2 separate regions of the Homo sapiens genome follow, and region 2 is linked to region 1. Evidence: read pairs that join two places in POLR2A ChIA-PET (ENCODE). Cell type or tissue: Caco-2. All regions are shown on one strand. Links, peaks and the distances in the headings refer to the core of each region. The heading gives the core; the rest is flanking DNA. Region 1 overlaps DAAM1 (dishevelled associated activator of morphogenesis 1). Region 2 overlaps LOC107984642 (a long non-coding RNA gene).

The links. Peaks named below come from ENCODE experiments on the same cell type or tissue, not always from the same donor. Only the 100,000 strongest peaks of a DNase experiment are listed, where the experiment ranks them.
Region 2: POLR2A ChIA-PET joins it to region 1 with 10 read pairs; 6 of 35 experiments call an interaction of 5 or more read pairs at or near these places.

The regions. Positions count from the first base shown.
Region 1 is chr14:59,357,149-59,364,822 of GRCh38, forward strand. It overlaps DAAM1 (dishevelled associated activator of morphogenesis 1), which reads left to right. Exons shown (of 25, transcript NM_001270520.2): 21 at 2,249-2,356; 22 at 3,654-3,714; 23 at 6,503-6,634. Among named protein-coding and RNA genes, the nearest start is that of GPR135, 100 kb to the right of the region's middle. In Caco-2, for the core only: no CTCF peak of the experiment used is centred there; a DNase peak (open chromatin) is centred at 4,223.
Region 2 is chr14:59,172,767-59,180,440 of GRCh38, forward strand. The region is part of intron 1 of LOC107984642 (a long non-coding RNA gene); the gene reads left to right. Among named protein-coding and RNA genes, the nearest start is that of DAAM1, 12 kb to the right of the region's middle. In Caco-2, for the core only: no CTCF peak of the experiment used is centred there; no DNase peak of the experiment used is centred there.

The DNA of each region.
Region 1 (7,674 bases), core at 2,728-5,227:
GCAAACAAATGAAGCTCAGGCATGGTTTTAAACCTTTCTATAGCAAGAAAGATGTGTATGGTTAATGCAATTAATTGAAATGTCTGTCAATAGCAAAGCATTTCTTTTAAAAAGTGAAAAAAATAGGCTCACTCTTCCTTGTGATGGCGGCTGGCATTTTGCTCACTCCTTGTACCCCTTAGGTAAGAAGTCTCTCAATAGCAAAGCATTTCTTTTAAAAAATGAAAAAAATAGCCTCACTCTTTCTTGTGATGGTGGCTGGCATTTTGCTCACTCCTTGTACCCCTTAGGTAAGAATCACATGGGCAGATGACAGGTAGGTTCTGTGAAGAGCAAAATTGAAATGGAGGCTGGGTGCAGTGGCTCACACCTGTAATCCCAGCACTTTGGGAGGCCGAGGCCGGAAGATCATGAGGTCAGGAGATGGAGACCATCCTGGCTAACGTGGTGAAACCTCGTCTCTACTACAAATAGAAAAAGTTATCCAGGCGTGGTGTCATGCGCTTGTAGTCCCAGCTACTCAGGAGGCTGGAGCAGGAGAATCGCTTGAACCCAGAAGGCAGAGGTTGCAGTGAGCCCAGATCGCACCACTGTACTCCAGCCTGGGTGACAGAGCGAGACTCCATCTCAAAAGAGAAAAAAAAAAATGAAATGGAAGGATGCAGCTGAACATATGAAAAATAAGTGGCCAAAATTGTTGGCCACTGTTTTGCTTTGGTGGGCAATTGTTTTCTAACTATTGAGAGACTGTGAGAAAAATAAGGATTTAAGGATTGCATTGTTTCTATGAAATGCAAGGGTAAAGAAAATTGTTTGAAAACTCTGATTCATTTTGGTTAGAGGTGAGTTGGAATACTGGGGTTTAGCATTGTGAATTAGCAAACTGCCTAAATTATGGAAATGTTTTTTAAAGGAATGTATTTTTACCCTCCTAATTCTAACTTCAACAGATAAGTAGTTCTTGATCCTGGTTGCTTGATAAAATCAACAGGGAGTTTTAAAGAATGCCCATGCCTGACTCCACCTCATTCCAATTAAATGAATCTCTGGGGTTAGCCCAGGCATCTGGAGTCCAGGTGATTGTAATGCGTAGCAGTCAGTGACAATGGGATCAGACCAACACAGTGTTGCCTAATAGATACTGTTATCCTACTTGCTGGCCTTTTCCATCCAGGTCAGTCAGAGTTCAGCCCTGTCACCACCAGAGAGGGAGCTGGCACAACCAACTGTTTTAACTACTAAGAGTTATGCAGTTAGGAGCTGAAGTGTTGCTAAATTAGGAAGTGGATTCAGGGCTGCTAGGATATCACATGGTGGCAGTTATGGCCCACTTCCAGGTTCAGCCCAGAGAAAGGGGGCTTTCTAACTTTCTGACCACCCTTTGGGTGAAACCTTATTAAAAACTATCAGTAGGCCAGACACGGTGGCTCACACCTATAATCCCAGCACTTTGGGAGGCCGAGGCGGGTGGATCACCTGAGGTCAGGAGTTGGGGACCATCCTGACCAACATGGTGAAACCCTGTCTCTACTGAAAACATGAAAATTAGCCGGGCATGGTGGCTGGCGCCTGTAATCCCAGCTACTCGGGAGGCTGAGGCAGGATAATCACTTGAACCCAGGAGGCGGAGGTTGCAGTGAGCTGAGATTGCACCACTGCACTCCAGCCTGGGCAACAGACCCCATCTCAAAAAAAAAAAAAAAAGTATCAATAATTGTCATCAGTGAGTTGCTGCTCTGTACTTTAGACTTAAGAATAGCTGCCCTTTTCGGTGGAATAAACATCCCTCACTCTCCACCCCACCCCACTCCACTCCACCCAAGCCTACTAGTTATAAACCTGCAGGGCACACCCCATTTTAGGGTGGATCCACTGGGAAGGTAAACTTGAGCTTGTCTCCACTGGCAGTGGTTCAGATTCACTTAGATCACCCATCACATTACCCAGATTTTGAAAGATGCTCATTATGGGCCACAAATGTAATTCTTATCCTCTTTTTAGAAATTGTGTGCTTTTTGACATATATCTATGCAATCCCCATGGAGGCTCTCCCATTATTCCTGTCTCTTGAGAATCCCTGCCTTACATGATCCTCCAAATTTTGAAGTTAATGCAGGTAATATAGCATTATTGTGGGTTCTACCATTTGAGCATATAAATCATATGCAGATATTAACTATTCATATATTTATGTAGTTTAAATGAAAATAATTTGAATGTTTAATACTCTTCCCTTCTTCAATTGTAGAAACATTACCCTTTTGCACTATCTCATCACTATTGTGGAAAATAAGTACCCCAGTGTTCTCAATCTAAATGAAGAATTGCGAGATATTCCTCAAGCTGCGAAAGTAAAGTAAGTACTTACAGTGAGTGTTAGTTTCTTAAATCACTTGGATTGTGTGTTAGCCATTGAGGTAGTTTGCACTGCATGAAGTCAGTCCTTCTATTTGTTTTCCCCTGATCATTGTATGAAATAAAGTTTGAATCTCATCCAAGTCACTCAAATGTATTACAAGGTTTTGAATATATGTTTGTTCTAGCTTCTTTGGAATACTGCATGCAATTTTTAACTTTCATACTTTTAAAGGGCAGGTGTTTTAAATACAGGTAGGAGCACCTTAGTTAAATAAAGATGCATGGCTAAGCAAATAGAAGACCTAAGTGTCAGAACATTGCAATAATTTTCACATATGCACACATACTCCCAGAAACCAAGGCGGCTCTTTAATGGGAAGCATTCTTTATGCAAATGAAGAAACTAAAAATAAAATGGAAAGTTGCCAAACTTTTACCACAAACTTCACACCACGTTTCAGAGACTGAGAAGCAGGCAATTTTCCTTGCTGTTTTTCCCTCCCTCTTTTGGCTCTTTTTTTAAAACATAAACTGCATCTTTTTGCAGTGAATTTGAAAAGTATAATGAGCAGGCTCATTTTTTCCCTCTGTTCATGGAATCTGGTGGAAATATACTAAATAAGGCATGAAATTAAATGAAGTATTGGTGAGTTTCTTTATATGTTGTAAATTATCTGGGAGAATTAAGTTTCAATCTCTAATGTTTAAAAGCCATGAAATAGAAAGTGTTGTGTATGGGAGAAGCCCAAGAACCTTTCTCTATTAAAAAAAAGATGAAAATAAAAACTAGTTAATACAACTTTAAGAAAAATCATTTTTGATTGCAACTTAAGCCATTACCTTGTAATAGTCATATTATTGGGGCCTTAGTGAAAAGCAGAACACTGATTATACAGAGTACAATGTGAACATGATTGCAGATGAACTTGTTTTCTTTCTGTTTTCAAAGGGAGCCAAGTATGGCAAGAGATTTATTTCTACATGAAGTAATTTGCTGAAGTGAGATTTTTTTGAGTTTGAAACATAAAATATTTTTGTACAGATGGAAGATATTTCTATTCTATTTTTAACCTGTAAAATATACCTGCTGGCTACAGAAAACAAACATAATTTTATACCTACATTTCATGAGTTTAAAATACTGTTGTCTTTCTTTGAGATCTGAGCATGGAAGGGAATTTTAAACATTTAAATTAAAATAGGATGGACTTCCAAGCGTGAAATATTTAAACCCATCTTATATTTAATATGTGTAAGTCACATGTTGATTGCTAAAACATTGCTATTTACAACAGCATGACTGAGCTGGACAAAGAAATAAGTACCTTGAGAAGTGGCTTGAAAGCAGTAGAGACAGTGAGTATTTTTTTGTTGTTGTTCTAATTCCTGGTCTCTTCACTATCTCTAGTGCTGGTGGTTTTCAGCAGATGGGTTGTGTTGGCATGTGGTATGCCCGGGATAAACATTTATTGATTAAAAAATAAGAACCACCACCACAAGAAGCAAAGGCAGGTTATGTTCAGCCTGGCAACTTGATTGCAGGCAGCAGGGGTCGTGGATAAGTCACTGCAGCAGGAACTGGAAACTGGACCTAGTGTGCCACCAATTTATCTGTAAGGCAGGATTCATCAGGATGAGTGGGCTGGGCTAGATGATCTTCAGGGACGCTCTCAGTTTCCAAGTGCTGCTAATATATGGTGTTCACTTTCGGTAGAGCAGTAGAACTTCTCTGTAGAACTTCTCAGTTGTTTTTGACTTGGTCCTTTGGGGAGTATTTACTAAGCAGACAGTGTAGTACATGCTCTAGCTGAGGGTCACGATGACTCAGAATCCTTGTCCTCCAGGTGTTGCAATAATCGGAGCAGCCACTTCCCTCAGCCTGGCCGCATCCAGATAAGCAGAGTGATTACGGAGGTGCCTTAAGGAAGCAGCGGGTTGAGGGTGCTTTGGAGGCATGAGGAACAATTGGCCCCTATTGGAGGAAGCTTCTCTTTTGGAAAAGAAGTTGTTTGAGCTATGGCTTAAGAGGGTAGGGTAAACTTAGGTGCATAGAGGGAGGTTATCCCAGGCATACAAGACAACCTGGGCCCAGGCCTCTGAGGAAGGAAAACCAGTCAGGCTGGCAGACTGGACCTGGTAGGATGAAACGTGCCTGTTGGCACAGTGCCCTGCGGGTACTCTGCAGATGCAGCTGCCAGCGAGAGAGGGGGCAGGGATGAGAACAGGCTGGCAGAGTAGCGTCCCTGGTGTCTGTGCTCAAAGCAGCCATAGCTTGGGCCTGCTCTGGGTGAAGGAGACGGATTTGCAGGCAGCTTGGAAAGGTGCCTCTCATAAGTATCCTTCAGATCATTTATCAGTAATGCTGTGAGGACTCTCCCTTCTTTTCGTTTTTGAATCACAAAACTGCCATAGAAAGTAGTTGAATTAATTAAAGACATACCTCTAATAAAAATTAAAGTCACAATGTCTAATTTTTTTTTCAATAAATTAAGGAGCATGTGAGGTTTTTTTCCTTTTTTTTTTTTTTTAATGTAGGGAGTAGGGGGCAGTATTAAAAAAAAAATTCTACTGATTGAACTTTTTCTCCCAGCCCCAGAGGGTCCATGGTCATTATGATGGCCCTAAAGCCTGGCTCTGACCCCTGCTTCTGAGCCAGGTCAGAGCAAGGCCTGGGGTGGAGGCTTCTGGGGAAATTTTGTGTTGTTGCTTTATTAAAGGATAGTTTTGCTGAAATCACTCTATCCCTTGGGTCATATACACTGCATCACACTTTTTATAGGAGAGGGGCTATAGAAGCCTCCCCTACCCTTGGAGGTGACGTAGTATTGTAAGAAAATAGTGGGGGCAGAGCTTCGCCTGGCCAAATATATATGTGTTCTAATTGTGCTTTACACAAATTAATTATATTGTTTGAAGGTATCAAAGATGAATATTTATGAAATTATACATTAATGAAACACTTTCAAATGCCTTTCCCGTCCCCACACTGAACACAGATACACTCACTTTCCAAGCTAAAGTACTGGAATCATGGCAATTTCTTCCAATCAGTGCCAGCTCCATAATTGATGAGTTTTCACTTCCGTTATTTCATTTGAGTGTAGTGATGATGTGGATGTTGCCCTCTTACAAAAAAAAAAAAAAAAATCAATAAACTGAGGCCCAGAGCAACATGCCATGGTTAAGAACCAAATCAGTGGTAGAGCTGAGTCAGAACTGATAAACTGTGATGACTACGCTCCTGCTTGTGAAGATCTCTGCCAATGCAAGAAAATAAGGGAGAATCCAGTTTAAGTCAATTGGTATACAACATAGTTATTACCAAGACTCTGGAGTCAGGCAGGCCTGAGTTCAAATTCTGGCTCTGTCACTGGTCAGCACTACTTCAGGGCAAGTAATATAGCCCTCCAAACCTTAATTTATATGTTTGTATAATGGGAATAGTGATCCCTCACTCATAGGGATGTTGTGAACTTTAAATAAGAATGTGCATCTGGCAATGATTAAATTAACCATTAACATTAGATTTGAATCATCTGCGTTCATTGCTGTGATAATGGAAATATGGATAATTAACAAGAGACTAATTCCCCTACAGGCCTGTTCACAAAAACCAATATGGTATGGACAAGAGAAAAATGGTACATTATGGTGCCAAATGCTACAGCCAAAATTCTACTACCCATATCCCACAGTTTAAGAAGTAAATAGACTTGGCTGAGAGGGAAAGAAAAAAATCAAGGCACCACAATTCTAAGCATGGAATATTGACAAGCAGAGTCTCTTGTTTTCACTCACAAACCCTTAAAATTCAGTTTGCCCCCATTATTTGTTTAACTTCTATTAATTTTATCCAAATGCAAATCTGCTTGCTTTCTAAAGCCTGAAAGAGAAATCACATAGATCAAGTACTTAGATTGTTGGTAAATTGCTATTTGCAAATATGCGTGTGCACATGGGCATGGCTTTGGCATGGTGGGAGGAAGGGCAGGGGCACTAGAGTATAACAAAATGTTTTAGAACAAGTTTTGATGTGTTTGCCATTCTGATTTATTAAATTTAAGGCATGTGAAATATGAGACGAGGTGTGTCTCATGTCTGTATTTGAAGCCTGCATTGACATTATTCATTTCCTGTGTTTAAGGAGCTGGAATATCAGAAGTCTCAGCCCCCACAGCCCGGAGATAAGTTTGTGTCTGTTGTCAGCCAGTTCATCACAGTAGCCAGCTTCAGCTTCTCTGATGTTGAAGACCTTCTAGCAGAAGCTAAAGACCTGGTAAGTTTCCCCCTTGTGCACTGAGTGTTGTTTGACCGGGCTGGGCTTCAGTGTGATACTTTCAGTTATTATTCTGTACGGGAAATAGCAGGAGTGAGATCCAAACTTCGTGGTGCAGGAAATAAAGTAGTAGATAATTACTTTCCAGATTCCATTGTTTTGCATGACATAGGTGTATTTTCATTTCCAAGACTGTGATTAATCTGAACACACCCTTTTTGTCTGACTGGCCTATGTTGCCTTTAGGTTAGCAAGACCTTGAAGGCTCTGAATGGTATAAGACCAGCAAATACTTTGACAGTTTTCTCTTGGTTGAAACTGGCTTGAAGTACTTATCTCTGGGAACCAGAAAAGAGTAGATGATGAAAACCAGGGGCAGCATCAAATGTGCAATCAGGTGTTACTAAAGCCATGTGCCTAAATTACCTCTATGTTGTAATATGCTCATCTGAGATACAGCCTTGGAGGACAGGATACTACCTGTATAAATCTCCAGCAGAACTCGCTAAAAGAGATGCATTTTAATTCACAGTCTCATTACAAGAGGTTTTTTTTTTTTTCAGTAAGACATTTATTTTTATGATTTCTGCTATTTCACATTTTGTGTTCCCTTGGAAGAGAAATTTTTGTTGGTTAATAACCACCACCTCTTAGCTCCCTCAGCTTCACCTCACTCCTCTCTATCTCAGGTTGTTTCCTCTTCCAAAATGCATTCACATTCATATACAAGACAGGTACACAGTCTCTCATTTTCTATCCTCTTCTCATTCTTTATAAATGATATTAACACTCTTCCCCACCCCATTGGTTCTTTTACTCTACCCATCTCTCAGTTGCCACAACACTCTGAGTCTTTTGTTTCGAAACTTCTGTAAATGGATGTTATTTTTCTCTGGTCACCTGTTTGGTTGTAGATATGGATGATTGTTTATGTAAATGTACACACATACCAGTTAAAGTTCAAAAGTAGGCTGTTCACATGCATTAGCTAATCTCAGCATTAAACCTTCTTTCTAACCTTATAAAATAAATGGCAATAT
Region 2 (7,674 bases), core at 2,995-5,494, 180 kb before region 1:
CAAGGCATTAGTAAATGTTTTTGATACATATATAATATAAATGTATAAAAGTGGGTTGCACTATGTACCAACTCAGTTATTTCCTCTGAAGAGAGAAGGGAGGGGACCAGAATAGTAAGTGGTGGCCAAAGGGAATTTTCATTTTACCTGGAACAGTCTCACCTTTTTTTTAAAAAAAAGAAAAAAGAAAAAATATTTGTATATTTTTATATGTTTTAAAAGAAGAATATTTGTATATTTTTATGTATGAAAAGACTGGGAAATGATGTGTTGAAACATTGGCAGTCATTAATTCTGGGCAGTGGAAAATGAGTGTTGTTAGTTTCTGCTTCTACATTTTTGTTTATTAAAAATCCAAGCTCATCACCCAGAGATGCATATGAAGAATCTTTACCACAGCCTTGTTAATAAAAAGAAAAGGAGGCCAGATGCAGTGGCTCATGCCTATAATCCCAGCACTTTTGCTTGAGCCCAGGGGTTCGAGACCAGTCTGGGCAACACAGTGAGACCCTGTCTCTATAAAAAAAAGAAAACAAAAGAAAATTTAAAACAACTTAAAAGTTCCAAAATAGAATGTTAATTAAATTATTTTATACCATAGAAGAAACTATTATTAAAAATAATGGGCCAGGCGCGGTAGCTTACGCCTGTAATCCCAGCACTTTGGGAGGCTGAGGCGGCAGATCGTGAGGTCAGGAGATGGAGACCAGCCTGGCCAACATGGTGAAACCCTGTCTCTACTAAAATACAAAAAATTAGCCTGGCATGATGGTGCGCGCCTGTAGACCCAGCTACTTGGGAGGCTGAGGCAGGGGAATTGCTTGAACCCGGGAGGCGGAAGTTGCAGTGAGCCGAGATTTCACCTCTGCACTCCAGCCTGGTGACAGAGCAAGACTCCGTCTCAAAAATAAATAAATAAATAAATAAATAATATAGACGCAGACATTTAAAAACTAAAGCAAAGTTTAACGTAATTATTAAAGTTTAAAAAAGCAAATGCAAACAGAATTTATGTTAGGAATCCATTTTTGTGAAAAGCAAACATTTCCAAGTGATGTGCCCGTGGGTAACTTCCTTTATGCATATACTTGCAGCACATAGTTCAGACTAGCCACATTTCAAGGGCTTCTCTGAAGAGAGCCTCACTAATTAAGTAATAAAGTTAATCAAAGAAATAAACAGTCTATCGAGAATAGGGAAACAAGAGAAGTCGATATTAAACCTAGTATCACCCTAGGTGATATTCAGTGTTTTAATTTAGCTTCTGTAAATTCCTTTCATTATCATTTTAAAAACCTGTCTAGCAACGGCTTTTCCCATGGAGACACAGAATTTCATGTTGCCAAATGGAACTTTCTGATGAGCAAAAATAATCTGAGACAAAATTTCCTACTAAAATGCAAGTGATTTGTTGTGCTACCTCCTCATATGAGACAGCTGACAACACAGAGCAACAAGTTCCAGGTATAGGAACCTGAGTTCTAGTCCTCACCAGTTATTTCTAAATGACAGAGAGCCAGACCTCCTTCCCCAGAATGACCTAGAGTGCTTGTTAAAAATAAAGCTTCACATGGGGCCTGACTCTCAGGATGTGCTAGGTCCTGGCACACACAGATTCCTATGCACACTAAAATTTGAAATGCTGTGTGAAACGCCAGGCCTAGGCCCATCAAATGGGTGATGAGCATGCTAGGACATGGATCAAACTCCCTAGAATGCAGAGAATGCCTCTGATCCATCATAAAGAAAGTCTGCTTCTGACAAAGGACCCTCTTCAGTCTTAATGCACCTTAAGATGATAACAAGCATGGCTAAACGGCCTCTATGAAGACGTTTTAAATGGTTTTCCCGGCTGGGCATGGTGGCTCACACCTGTAACCCCAGAACTTTGGGAGGCCGAGGCAGGTGGATCACCTGAGGTCAGGAGTTCGAGACCAGCCTGATTAATATGATGAAACCCCGTCTCTACTAAAAATACAAAAATTAGCCAGTCATGGTAGTATGCGCCTGTAATCCCAGCTACTAGGGAGGCTGAGACAGGAGAATCGCTTGAACCTGGGAGGCCGAGGTTGTAGTGAGCCAAGATCGCGCCATTACACTCCAGCCTGGGCAACGAGAGTGAAACTCCATCTCAAAAAACAAACAAACAAAAAAAGGTTTTCACTATCCCTTTCCTGCCTGCGGCCAATTTCTGGCTATAGGAGGTGGTGATAGAACAAGAAAGTGAAGTGCTCCATCCTCAGTAAATGTGAGCAGAGGTACACACGGAGCACCCTCTGGGGTGGAATGTTCTAGACTTGCATTGCTCCCTCTGGTACCCACTGGCCACATAAAGTTATTGGGCACTTGAAATGTGGCTAGTCTGAACTGATACGTGCTACAAGTATAAAAAACAAACTGATGTTGAAGACTTAGTAAAAAAAAAAAGTGTAAATGATTTCATTATTTTAAAATTGATTGTGTGTTGAAGTAATATTGTTATGTATCTGTTTAAATATATTATTAAAATAGATTTCTTCTGTTTCTTTGTACTTTTTAAACATGACTACTAGAGAATCTTGAAGTACACATGTGGCGGCTTGTATTATATTTCTGACAGCAATCCTCTCGATTGAAAAGTAAGCAGGTGCTGCCTAGCAAAAAATATAATAGACAGTGGCCACTCCATTGCCATTTAACCTAGCCCAAACAGAAACATGGTTTGCTTTTGAAAAAGTCTCTGTCTGACTTGCACTGAAGTTGCTAAAAGATTCCCCTCCTTTTCTCTGCTGAAGTTTTCTGTGGTGAAATGAGAGATGCACTCTTATTTTTAGTTTTCAGTCTCTCAGTTCCTCAAGATTGGGGAACATGTTGCACTCTATGCACTCGTTGCATGGCTGCTCACCCACTATGCCTGTAAAATAAAGATCTGCCATACAGCAGAGACGAACCACAATGATCACCATCAGTGCACACTCTCTTCTATTGGTCCCACCAGATGGTTGCTCATCAGTATTTGTGGTTTTTCATTAGTGTTCACATTTGTAGACGAAGAATTATTGCTTGTTGATGAGAATTTATTACTAATGAGTAAATGCTGATCTACAGATGGTACTAGAATTCTGGTTAACACCGAACAATAGCGCTCAAGGCAGCTCAAGCACCAAAAGACACCTGTTTTGTAGAAAACTTGGGGAATAAGAATATATGTGTATATATATATGAATATGTATATATAACATTATTATATATAATATGTATTATATATATCTTATATATATCTTATATATATAATAATATATATGATATATCTATACATATATATACATATATGTACATATATATACATATATGTACATATATATATGTATATCTATTTGAGACAAGAGTTTCACTCTTGTTGCCCAAGCTGGAGTGCAATGGTGCAATCTTGGCTCACTGCAACCTCTGCCTCCCGGGTTCAAGCGATTCTCCTGCCTCAGCCTCCCAAGTAGCTGGGATTACAGGCAGGCACCACTGCACCCGGCTAATTTTTTGTATTTTTAATAGAAACGGGGTTTCACCATGTTAGCCAGGCTGGTCTCGAACTCCTGACCTCAGGTAATCCACGTGCCTCAGCCTTTTAAAATGCTGGGATTACAGGCATGAGCCACCACGCCAGCCAGAATATATTTAACTAGAAAAAAAGAAGCAATGAGATTAGAATTATAAATAGAATACACATTCAGTAATCATAGAGGGAAGAACTTGATCTAGGAAGGTAATAGCTGGACAGAAGGAATTTCAGATGTGAGTATGGATTTTAGAGCTAAGACGTATCTTCCAGACTGGGGAAAGCTAGAACCCACTGTGACTCTATGTGTTTAATTACATATTGAGCGCTTCTTATAAAATGATAAATAGCTTGCGCATGTACCCATACATCTGCAACATACCCCAGCACATATATGTGCACATGTGCAGTCACACACACACACAGAGGCAGAGTTCACCTGACACCACCCTCCGTTTATAGCTGGAGGCGTCACCATTCCCATAAGAACCCCTTATGGGAAATGTGAAGGTTTTCAAGTATGAATCTGAAAAAGTTTAGAGGATTGTAATGTTTAATCTTGAGACATTTGTTTTTCTGGGGCTGCTTGTACCAGTGAGCAATTATCAAAACAAGGATTAGCTAAAATCCAGCTTTTGCCAGTTCAGGAAAATCTGTGGGTCAAAGGGAGGAGTTTTTGAAAATCATAAACACATTTTGAGGGATTAAGCAATTCATTAACAATGTGCCTCTCTGTGGGACCTGCCCTGTTCCTCCCTATTCCAATATTCTTTGCTCCCAAACTCTTACTCTGTCTTGTGTGTGTGTTTTTTAAATTTCATAATATACTGCCAATTGGAGATAATCTGAATTATAAGATTCCTAAAAATAAAAATAATTCTGTGAATGTAGGGGCCATCAGTCCTTCACGTAATTGTGTACATCTGTTCAATAACACCTGAGATACTGTGCTGGAAAAATAAATGGATGGGCTGACTGCGAGGAGAAGGGAGCAAGTAATTTTTGGAATTTGTAGCACTTTAGGAATTCAGACAGACCTGCAAGGTGCCATGGTGGAGAATGCAGAGTGCCAGGAGGGAATGAGGGCCTTGTGAGAAGGCATACCAGCTACTGAGAGCAAGCCATAAAGGGAGGTGAGAGGAATGTTGAGGACAAACTCCAACTGGTTCCAGTTTTCCTAGGGCACCATCCATTGGCTTAGAAGAAGGATAATATATGCTGTTTCCTCCCTCACGCCTCTCATTCCTGCAAGGACTTCTCCCTTCCCCAACCATTCAGACCTCAGGCAAACAAGATCAATGCTATGACTCAACTCTTTTCTAGGATGCATTTGCTTTTGTTGTCTAGCCTGGAAACTTGATCACTGATCTTTTTTTTTTTTTTTTAAGAAAAAAGAGATATTCCCTAATGCAAGTGGGGGAAATGGGGACAAAACAGACTTTTAGGACAAAATAATTCTTAAGATGTAAACAACCCATCTATAGTCATGTATCGTTTAACGACAAGATATGTCCTGAGAAATACATCATTAGGCGATTTCATTGTGTGAACATCATGGAGTGTACTTATAAAAACCTAGATGATTTCGCCCACTACACACCTAGGCTATATGGTATAGCCTGTTGCTTCTAGGCATTGGGAGCACGTGACTCTGCTGTGCAGCATGTTATGGTACTGAATACCACAGGCAATTGTAATACAACAGTATGTGTGTATCTAAACACATCTAAACAGAGAAGGTACAGTATTATAATCTTATGGGATGGTATTATAATCTTATGTGATCACCATATATGGACCGTCATATAAAGTATGGTATTTGAATCTTATGGGACCATCATATAGGTGGTCTATCATTATGTGGCACATGGCTGTATATAATTTGCATCCTCTTAATTGCCTCAGACTTCTAATACAGTAGTGTTTATAACTCTTGACATAATTAACCTATGATCCCAGCATAAAGATAGTCCTTTATATAAAAACATTTCATTTCATAAAAAATTCTCTACATTGTCTTTTTAAGATTATTTTCATCATTATTTTGCAGATTCATGAAAATGTTTTTATGGATAGTATGTGGGGTCCTGTGTGGTCAGGCAGCCTCAGTGCTAGTGCAGCCATCTGGGAATTTTCTCTGTGTTCCATCTGATACCTACAGCAGTCCCAGGCTGACTTCCTTTTCTTCCTCGTTCAAAACCACTACCCACTGTGAAACCTATCACCAAATGCCTCTTTCCTGTTTGAGGGAAAATGCTCAGCTCTTGAACCCACTAAGGAACTGGGCTCTTCTCAGCTCATGATACAATATCACCCTTACTTCTGCCCAAGTTGAGTACAGTGACACATGCTTAGCATCTCCATTTCTAGAACCCAACAGCAAAATGAAATCACAAGGGAAAAATGCAGAGCATTGCATAGCAGTTATTCTCTTCTATTACAAATGTAACAAGCCTGCACCTGTACCCCCTGCATCCAAAATAAAAGTTGAAATTATTTAAATAACAACAAAAAAACAAATACAAGGAGATGGGGATGCCAGTAAGCATTTAACAACTGGATCTGTGAGGGAAGCCCTAATTTGTAGCATCTGCAGATTTCTTTGTTGGAAATACTCCCATTACGACTGATGTCTTGCTACCAGTGTGACATCACTGAATGTGAGGTTGGGGAGAGATGTACAGTAACACATCATGACAGTACTTCCAGCACTCAGATTCAGAGGGACCACAAGAGCACAAATAATAGTAAAATGAGTAACAATTAACAAGTGATGACCTTAGAGTATTTATTACCTTTGTTTTCAATATAATATAATTATGTTTATACAATTTAATTTTTAATATCAGCTGTGTTTAACAATTGGCTCACAAAATTTCCCAAATTTGACAATGGGTTTTGTGAGGCAGGGCTGTGGGTTCCCAGCATACCACCGATGTGCATCTACCTTGAGCAGGGAACTCTTCACCTGAACGTTAAGTAGGGATGTGCCTTGTGACAAGGCTTTCTGAAATGATGGCTGTAAGGATCTGCCACAAGTGAATTGGGACACAATCAAACACTTAAAATCCTATGTTCATCTCTGATACGTCTGGGTTTTTGTTAGAGATTCCCATCCTAGCATTGACCTTACTCAAAGCTGCTCAACTTGCAAATTCTAGCGTGCTTGTAGCCAGAGGTAGTGTAGCTTCAAGCATAGTTAACTTACATGCCTAAGTCAAGAGGGAGTTGACCCTGTTATTCAGAATCACTGTTACACGTGTGTGAAAAGTAATGGGGTTATATTTTGCTTGCGTTAACTATGTTTAGATTTAAATGAGTATAATTTTCTAAAACAATAACATAAATCCCAGAGAAGAAAACCTGTCACTCGCAAGAAAGCAAAGCCAGAAAGAAGCATTCCAATATCTCCCTTTCCCCTTTAACTGGGTGGTTAGTCTTCTGACAACCCAAAATATTATTTTAGGAGCTTGAGACACAGGGAGAGGGCACAGACAACCCGAGAGAAAAGGTTACAATCACAGTTTGGTGAAGAGAAAATACTCTCAAAGATAATATGCCATGACATATTGTACTGAAGTGTGGCTTTCCATGAGAAATTCCACATCACAAGGTTCTCATGTAATACAGGACTAAAGTCATCCCTAATCTTAAAATCCAATGTCTAAGTGCTAGCACAACCTGCTGTGAAAGAAGCCTCTTAAATAAATCCTACACGCTGTAATATTTCTGCCACGAAACAGAACACGTGTGCCAGGATAACTCCCGGCAAAGAAAGTTACAGAAACCAAAAGAGTAAACAGAATTCTTTCTGTCCACTCAGCCCATCTTTTACTTGTAGACAAGGTTTTGCCACACATGGACTGCCCATTTTAGGGTTAAAGAGCCCATGCAGAGATTTGACCTTTAAAGAGAAAAAGAAAATGAAAATTGTATGACACCCTCAATAGGGGATATTTTGAAAGCTAACTTGGGATGGTTTGTCTAAAATGTATGACCAGGGAATTTTTACCAATGGAAGGTCGGCAGAGTCTTCATCTGAGAATTCCTGATCAAGAGTGACAGGGCTGGATACCTAGAGGCAAGACCTCAGCCTTCACACCCCAAAACAGCACCATGGCTTCCACATAACTCAGGAAACA